Regions from separate parts of the Homo sapiens genome. Here all the other regions are linked to region 3. A link is a contact called in ENCODE Hi-C or POLR2A ChIA-PET data. All regions are on one chromosome and are shown on one strand. The core of a region is the stretch at or near the end of the contact, and the rest is flanking DNA. Distances in the headings are between cores, read along the strand shown.

Region 1 (2,700 bases), core at 22-2,521, 1.4 Mb after region 3:
CCCTAGAAGCCGGGGCGGCCCCAGCGGGGAGGAGGAGCAAGGACATGTACCATGCCAGCAAGAGTGCCAAGCGGGCCCTGAGCCTGCGGCTCTTCCAGACTGAGGAGAAGATCGAGCGAACCCAGCGGGACATCAGGAGCATCCAGGAGGCTCTCGCCCGCAACGCTGGCCGGTACGTGTGGGGCCCAGCTCAGGGCAAAGGGCGACCCAGGGTGGCCCTGCCCCCGGGATACATGCTGGAGGTCACCTGACCCAAGCATAGCGGGCTGAGTCCAGGAGGGGTCTGCATGTTGGAGGACGGGCAGCGGGCACACAGGCAGTGGGTACGGCAGACTGGGGTTGGTGGCATGGCCCAGGACCCCACGCTGACTAGTGAGCCCCTCCGCAGGCATAGCGTGGCGTCAGCCCAGCTGCAGGAGAAGCTGGCAGGAGCCCAGCGCCAGCTGGGGCAGCTCCGGGCTCAGGAAGCCGGCCTGCAGCAGGAGCAGAGGAAGGCAGACACCCACAAGAAGATGACTGAGTTCTAGAGACCCCACAAGCACTATGGACGAAGCGTGGGACCCCAGCACGGGCTGCCCTCAGGAAGACCAGTGTTGCCCGAGGAGGGGCCGGCCTGCTGGCCTGGGGCGTGCAGACACTGCTGAGTGGAGACAGAGCTGCGGGGTCCCATCTGGACACTTACTTGCCCACCTGCCAGTGTCTTGGGCATTTCCTTGGCAAGGACATTAAAGTGATTTCATCACAGTGTCATTCAGTGGAGATCAGCTGGCTGCAGGGTCTCTGGGGAGAGAAGGGTCTGTGCAGGGCTGTGGTGAGAGACGGGCTGGGCTGGAGGGGCCTAGGAGGCCGGCATTCTCCCTTCTTACCCTTCTCTGACCAAGGCAGATCGGAGGCCAGGGTGCCCGCCAGGCTGCCTGACACCCACAGATGGGTGGAGCTCAGTGCTGCTCCAGCGGGCGAGACGGGCGGGAGAGGACTGTGGCCCACCACGTGGGGCACTCTTGGTGAGGCAGGCGGACCTGGCCCTGTGGGTTTGGGGGTTCTGTGCCAGCTCTGCTCACGTCTTCGTGTGTGGAGGGGTTGTGAGTTAGGCTGTCAGAACAGTGCGGGCTAGAGGCGCACACGTTTCATCTAGGCTTCGGGCGGGGCGCAGCAGGTGGGTGAGGCTGCGGTGGTGGCTGCTGCCCAGGGTGGGAGGCTCAGGGGAGGCGCTTGGCGACAGGAGCAGGAAGTGATGAGGTGGGGAGCTCAGCCGAGGGCTGCACAAAGACCTTCCTGGCCTGCCCCAGACAGAGCTGAGGACCCCTGGCCGTGGGCTTGGTAAGTGCCCTCCTGGGGGGCAGCTGGGGTCTGGGAGGCCTTGGGATGTGGCTGCAGCTGGGTCAGTCAGCCAGGCTGAAGCCCACTCCCTGGGTCTGAGCAGACTGGCCCCAAACTCCAGAGACCACCCCTCACCCCCCAGCTTCTGTCTCTGCTGCTGGACTGTGCTGTTTGTAAGGCATCCCCCACCCCGAGAAGTTCTGCTAAGATCCCCAAGAAGGGGACAGATCCTCTCTGGCAGAGACACTGGCAGACAAGAAGAGCCAGAGAGAAGTGGGGTGGGGGCATCAGCACCCCCAGCAGCTGCTGCTGCCTGCTGACCCAGCCTCCAGCTCCTCCGGGTGCAGGGTCCCTCCTGCTGACCAGCCTCCAGCTCTTCCCAGTTCTGGGCTCCGCAGCGAGCGGCTTGGGGGCACTACCTGACACAGGAGACCATGTCTGGGCAGAGGGTGGCTGCAGGTGGAGTCTGTGGCCTGTGGCGCACACCCAGGGGCTCCCCCGATGCTGGTTACTATCTGGGCTATGGTGGCCACAGCTGTCTTGCCCCTCCTCACGGCCGTGCTGGGTGTTACCGTGGTCACCCGCAGGGACACGGAGGGGCCAGGCAGAGCAGCCCTAGTTCACCTCACCGGGAGCCCCCGCCAGAAGGTGGGCACCTCTGGGAGGGAGGGACTGCCAGGCCTTGGGGCTTCCTGTGCTGAGTCAGAGCTGGAACGGGAGACGCAGGAGCCCCGCAGCCGCGGGAGGTGCAGATTTGGGGCTGCCAGGTGGCGCCAGGTCCCCTTGGCCAGCCCCCAGCGCCCCTTTCTTCTGTCCCCAGGGCCTCGGCTTCACAGGATGGGGCTGCCAGTGTCCTGGGCCCCTCCTGCCCTCTGGGTTCTAGGGTGCTGCGCCCTGCTCCTCTCGCTGTGGGCGCTGTGCACAGCCTGCCGCAGGTAGGTCCCTCAGCCGCGTTCTGTCTGGGGCCTCGCTGCGGCTGCCATTCACAGCCCAGCGCGGGAAGGGGCTGGAGGCAGGTCCGCGCACCCAGCTCGGCACGCGCGCCTGCACCGGGCCTTGGACCCGAGGCTGACGACCCCGCCCCCCGCCCCCCACCTCTACCCCCAAGGCCCGAGGACGCTGTAGCCCCCAGGAAGAGGGCGCGGAGGCAGCGGGCGAGGCTGCAGGGCAGTGCGACGGCGGCGGAAGCGGTGAGTGCCAGGCTGTCCCGGGGACCAGGGTGGGGTCCGCAGGGCACCGACCAGCCTTCCTCGCCCCCAGTCCCTACTGAGGCGGACCCACCTCTGCTCCCTCAGCAAGTCGGACACCAGACTGCACGAGCTGCACCGGGGCCCGCGCAGCAGCAGGGGTGAGCAGAGGGCGGGGCGGGGGCGGCCGGGC
Region 2 (2,500 bases), core at 1-2,500, 1.3 Mb after region 3:
GCCTCCCAAGTAGCTGGGACTACAGGCACACACCACCACGCCCAGCTAATTTTTTGTGTTTTTAGCAGAGATGGGGTTTCACCATGTTAGCCAGGATGGTCTCGATCTCCTGACCTCGTGATCCGCCCGCCTCGGCCTCCCAAAGTGCTGGGATTACAGGCGTGAGCCACTGCGCCCAGCCTGCAAACTCTTTCAATGTCTTTCTTTTCTCTCTCCTGCCATCTTCTCCCTTGCAGATTTCTTTTGTCTCTAGGTCTTCCCCAGCTGAGTCCGAGGTCCTGACTTGCCCACGCTCCCTGGACTGGAGGAGAGGTGATAGCAAGAGCTCCTTCAAGCCCAGGAATGCCACCAGGGCTGCCCTGGGAGAGGAGGAAGCTGGGTCTCTCGGGGTTGTGGGGACCAGACACCCTTCTAAGACATGGACTCAGCACAGAAAGTCTAGACATCCACTACAAACACATCTCCCTCCTAACAGGGGGCCCCTGGGCACCCCAAGTGGCTGTTTGGTGGGACAGGCATGTCCATCAGTCAGAATATCTTTATTTTTTATTTTTTATTTTTTATTTTTGAGAGAGTTTCACTGGAGTGCAATGGCACGACCTCAGCTCCCTACAACCTCCGCCTCCCAGGTTCAAGCGATTCTCCTGCCTCAGCCTGCCACGTAGCTGGGATTACAGGTGTGAGCCACCACACCCAGCTAATTTTTTTTTTTTTTTTTTGAGATGGAGTCTCGAGGCTCTGTCGCCCAGGCTGGAGTGCAGAGGCGCGATCTCAGCTCACTGAAAGCTCCGCCTCCTGGGTTCACGCCATTCTCCTGCCTCAGCCTCCCGAGTAGCTGGGATTACAGGCATGAGCCACCGCGCCCGGCCAATTTTGTATTTTTAGTAGAGACAGGGTTTCACCATGTTGGTCAGGCTGGTCTTGAACTCCTGACCTCAGGTGATCCACCTCCCTCGGCCTCCCAAAGTGCTGGGATTACAGGCCTGAGCCACCACGCCCAGCCCAGAACGTCTTCTTACTTTTTATTACTCTGTCCCCCATCCTGGGTCCAGACCTGTGACCGTGAACAACCGGCTGCCCAGGGGTGAATGGGGTGAGTGGGGTGAGTCCACAGAACAGTGGGGTGCAGCCCCAGGGGTCTCGTAGCACCTGCCCCCATGTCAGGAAGTCCCACAGCCTAGAGGCTCCAGCCTCAGATGCATACATATGTAGGCCCTGCCCTTTCCTCCTGAGCGGCGGGCCACAGAGTCCTGAACAACAGGAAGCCCCTGAGGAGGGCTCCGCCCTGAGGGAGGGCAGGGGAGCCCCCGCCAGCCCCACCCACAGCAGCGGGCCCTGCCACCCCCCACCCTGACACCTCACCCCTTGGATTCCAGAGAGGAAAGTGGGCTTGTGTGTAGTTTACATGCTCATATCTTAAAATCACTGTTGTCAATAGAACAATTCATAATCATGATGATAAAATAAGATTTATAACCAGCTTCAGTCTGGAGATACACACAGAGCAGATCTTCACTCCCAGACAGGGAGCCCGCAGCTGCCCCCGACCCCACAGGTGCAGGACACACACAGACAGTTCAACCATGTCTTAAACACACAGGTGTTTATTTAATTGTTCATTTGATTGAATTTTTAAGTTCACTTTACTACGTGGATGAGATGGGTGCATATTACAGTAGGCTTTCGCTATGAGCGCTGCCACCATGAGGAATATCCCAGCCCTCAGTTCTGCTTCCCTTTCTGAGTCCCACAAAAGCCAGATGTGGACAGCCTTGGGTTCCCATCCCAGCTGGCTGCTCCTTCTGGGGCTGTCTTGGTGGGGAGAGGGAGATGGGGCAGTGGGTCCCTGCTGACCCCTGAGCCCTGCAGGGGTCAGGATCCTCCCGTGGTCCCTGGGTGTGACTCTGGAAGACACTGGCAGTGCCCGGCCAAGGCCTCCCGCAGGATGGAAGTTGAGGGCCCTGGCTCTGGGTCCTAAGAGAACTCAGCCGCCCCCTTCACACTTTACAGCAAGGGGCCAGGCAGCAGCTTTGGGATGGGGCTTCCGTGGAGAAGTGGGGGATGCTGCAGTGGTACAAAGACAGCCTCCCCCACCGCCATCCTCCAGCTGACCGTCCTCCAAGGCCAGCACTGGGCGTCCAAGGGAAAGAAGGAACTCAGCCCAGAGGGTGTGGGCAGGAGAGGCCTGGAGTCAGGCCTCCACCCACAGCCCCCTCTGGGTGCCAAGTGGGAAGGGTGTTGGGGCTGGCTTGGGAACCTTACCCGCTGCCCTTCCAACACCTGGATCTGTGGGCAGCGGTCCCACAAAATCCCCCTTGGGGCTCCCTGAGGAGGACTTGTGGCTGCCGCTTCCACCAGGGCAGAGGGCACAGGAGGGGCCAGCACTCCAAAGGGCTCTAGGGTGGGTCTTTCAAGGACATCTGCAAAGCCCTGGTGGGGAGGGGCCTGGGCCAGAGGCTCTTTGGAACTCTTGCACTTCTGAGTGGGGGACTGTCCATGC
Region 3 (2,898 bases), core at 172-2,671:
CTGGCCGGTGCCCTGGGGGCCAAGGGAGGAGGTGAAGTGGGGCAGGGGAGGGTCCTGACCAGTGTGCCCCCAAATCCCCCACACCTTGGTCCTCAGACTCACCGGCTGGCACTCAGCAACTCCACCCAGTGTGCCCCTGAGGTCGCAGCTGCAGCCTGGGGAGAGCAGGGCAGGACTCAGATGCTTGGTGGGGCAGGAGAGCCTGGCTCCAGCCCCCCGAGGAACCCCCACACCCTAACACCCCCTCCAGGGCACACTCACAGGCTCCAGCACCCCCAGGAGCCCCTGCACCCTGACACTCCCTCTAGGATACACTTGCAGGTACAGTTCCCCAAGGAACCCCTATACCCCAACACTCCCTCCAGAGCACACTATAGGCTCCAGCCCCCCAAGGAAATCCCATACCCCAATACTCCCTCTAGAGCACACTCAGACTCCAGCCCCCCCCCAGGAACCCCTGTACCCCAACACTCCCTCCAGGACACCCTCATGGGTACAATCCCCTGAGGAACTCCACACCCCAACATTCCCTCCAGGGCACACTCACGGGTGCAGCCCCTCCGAGGAACCCCCACACACTAACACCCCCTCCAGAGCACACTCACAGGCTCCAGCACCCCGAGGAAACCCCGTACCCCAACACTCTCTCCAGGGCACACTCATGGACTCCAGTCCCACGCAGGAACCCCCTGCACCCCAACATTCCCTCCAGGACACCCTCATGGACTCCAGTACCCCCCCAGGAACCCCTGCACCCCAACATTCCCTCCAGGACACACTCATGGGTGCAATCCCGAGGAACCCCACACCCCAACACTCCCTCCAGGACACACTCATGGGTGCCATCCCCTGAGGAACCCCACACCCCAACACTCCCTCCAGGGCACACTCACAGGTGCAGCCCCTCCGAGGAACCCCTATACCCCAATACTCCCTTTAGGGCACACTCACAGGCTCTAGCCCCCCAAGGAACCCTCATACCCCCAATACTCCCTCAGGGCACACTCGCAGCCCCCCTGAGGAACCCCGCACCCCAACATTCCCTTCAGGGCACACTCATGGGTACAATCCCCGAGGAACCCCATATCCCACCACTCCCTCCAGGGCACACTCACTGGCTCCAGCCCCTCCAGGAACCCTGCACCCCAACACTCCCTCCAGGATATACTTGTGGGCACAGTTCCCCAAGGAACCCCTGTACCCCAATACTCCAGGGCACACTCACGGGTACAGCCCTCGGGGTTGCTGGGGCTCAGTCCCCAGAACCCAGGTTTGCAGCGGTCACAGCTCGGCCCCTCCACGTGAGCCCGGCACATACAGGGAACCTGTGCCTGGGAGAGGACAAGACTGCAGGTCAGAGCGGGCGCCCTGCTCTCCCACCCACAAACCATAGAGCCATAGAGCCCTGACAAGGGGTGGTGAGGGCTGAGGGCCCTCACCTGTGACTCACAGGAGTCACCTGCAGTGGGGGCAGAGGACCAGCCTAAGGAGCAGACAGGCCCTGGGGTTGCCATGGCAACTGAGCAGCAGGCAGGAAGCCCTGGTCTCACCGGACTCGGGACTTTTAGCTTGGCCTGGGTCCTCACCCATCTCCCACACACGAGCAGACTTGGGCTCACCTCAGGAAGGGCAGGATCCACTGGGGCCAGACCGGCAGGGTGGCAAGAGCCAGCTGTGAAGAGAGGACCATGCCTCGGTCATTTCCCAGTGACCAACCCGGAAGGCCAAGGGTGTCCCAGGCCCAGCCAGAACCCACGGTCCCACAGGAGCTGAGGACCAGCACAGGTGCCTCTCATCCACATGGACGGCCTGAAAACACGCACCTCCCTGCTCCCTCCGCAGCAACGGACGTGCCATCCCACCACACAGCACCTGCTCATGGACATGCACGCAAACGTGCACCGCGTGGGGTACCCGTGTACATTCCACACGCAGTGTGTGACACACGTCTGAACAAGCACACAAACGCACGTGAAGATGCACCCACTACACGTGCACTAACACACCCACACGCCCGTGAAAGGACATGAACACGCACACCCACACTTGAGACACGCGATACGCGCACCCACTTATGCGATACGCGCACCCACTTATGCGACACGCGCCCACATGCGACACGCAACACATGCACCCACGTGACACACAAACCCACTTACGTGACACAGGCACCCACACTTAGGTGACACACACACCCACACAAGCAACACATGACACCCGTACACACACAGAACGCAACACATGCACCCATACGAGACACGACAGGCGCGGATGCACAGCACGCAGACACGGGCAGTACGCGGACACCCCTGCACGGCATGTGAACAAGGTGCGAACACAGAGCGTGGGGACGCAGTCGCAGTACACACAGCAAGATGCACGTGAACAGCCTCACAGGAAGGCAGGCAGCGTGTGAACAGCACAGACCCACACACAGGCCCGGCACCTGGTGCACACAGCCACCTGCCTGCTCACCTTCGCAGTAGGGGAAGTTGTAGGCACCGGGCACACATGTGTCACACCGCAGCCCCGTCACACGGGGCCGGCAGCTGCACTGCCCACTCCGGGGGTCACAGGCTGCGTGCAGGGAGCCTTCAGCAGAGCAGTGGCAGGCTGCAGACAAGGATAGCTGTGGGCACGCAGTGGAGACTGCACCTGCCTCCCCACCACTTCCTCCCTAGGCACTCACGGACACAGCTGGGGAAGCCGTGAAAGCCGGGGCTGCATTCCTGGCAGGCAGTGCCTGTGTAGCCGGGGCGGCAGCGGCACAAACCTCCCGCCCCACAGAGCTGGTCCAGGGCTCCCCGAGGGTCGCAGGTGCATGCTGCAGAGGGACAATGGGGTCAGGCCCTGGCGCCATGTGGGTGGCAGAACCCCTTCCTGCCCTGACCCTCTGCT

Evidence for each region. Hi-C counts contacts between places; a loop is a spot of excess contacts on that map. ChIA-PET counts read pairs that join two places held with the same protein, here RNA polymerase II (POLR2A). Pooled maps may share reads with other maps.
Region 1: a loop to region 3 is called in a map with no recorded cell type, with 8 times the contacts of the local background. The contact joins the promoter of LIME1 here to the enhancer-like site in region 3. A Hi-C loop is called at or near these places in 2 of 37 single-sample maps with no recorded cell type and 2 of 50 pooled maps.
Region 2: a loop to region 3 is called in a pooled map, with 3 times the contacts of the local background. The contact joins two enhancer-like sites. A Hi-C loop is called at or near these places in 2 of 50 pooled maps. POLR2A ChIA-PET finds 5 or more read pairs at or near these places in 2 of 52 experiments (GM12878 and activated T-cell).

What each region holds. Positions count from the first base shown.
Region 1 is chr20:63,735,393-63,738,092 of GRCh38, forward strand. LIME1 (Lck interacting transmembrane adaptor 1) reads left to right here and starts at 1,272. Exons shown (of 6, transcript NM_017806.4): 1 at 1,272-1,320; 2 at 2,141-2,255; 3 at 2,429-2,510; 4 at 2,581-2,668. The coding sequence starts at 2,158. ZGPAT (zinc finger CCCH-type and G-patch domain containing) reads left to right here. Exons shown (of 7, transcript NM_181485.3): 6 at 1-172; 7 at 389-750. The coding sequence ends at 527. RefSeq lists enhancers at 698-877, 1,457-2,373, 2,573-2,700 and silencers at 2,308-2,527, 2,598-2,700.
Region 2 is chr20:63,638,126-63,640,625 of GRCh38, forward strand. It overlaps STMN3 (stathmin 3), which reads right to left. Exons shown (of 5, transcript NM_015894.4): 5 at 1,587-2,500. Among named protein-coding and RNA genes, the nearest start is that of MHENCR, 12 kb to the left of the region's middle. RefSeq lists an enhancer at 512-1,272 and a silencer at 1,316-1,405. Within about 2 kb of position 1,251, at least 17 of the 41 ENCODE cell types and tissues checked have a DNase peak (open chromatin) inside an H3K27ac peak, as active enhancers do.
Region 3 is chr20:62,335,115-62,338,012 of GRCh38, forward strand. LAMA5 (laminin subunit alpha 5) reads right to left here. Exons shown (of 80, transcript NM_005560.6): 15 at 2,690-2,824; 16 at 2,476-2,613; 17 at 1,620-1,672; 18 at 1,226-1,331; 19 at 103-155; 20 at 1-12. Among named protein-coding and RNA genes, the nearest start is that of MIR4758, 4.0 kb to the left of the region's middle. Within about 2 kb of position 1,422, at least 2 of the 41 ENCODE cell types and tissues checked have a DNase peak (open chromatin) inside an H3K27ac peak, as active enhancers do.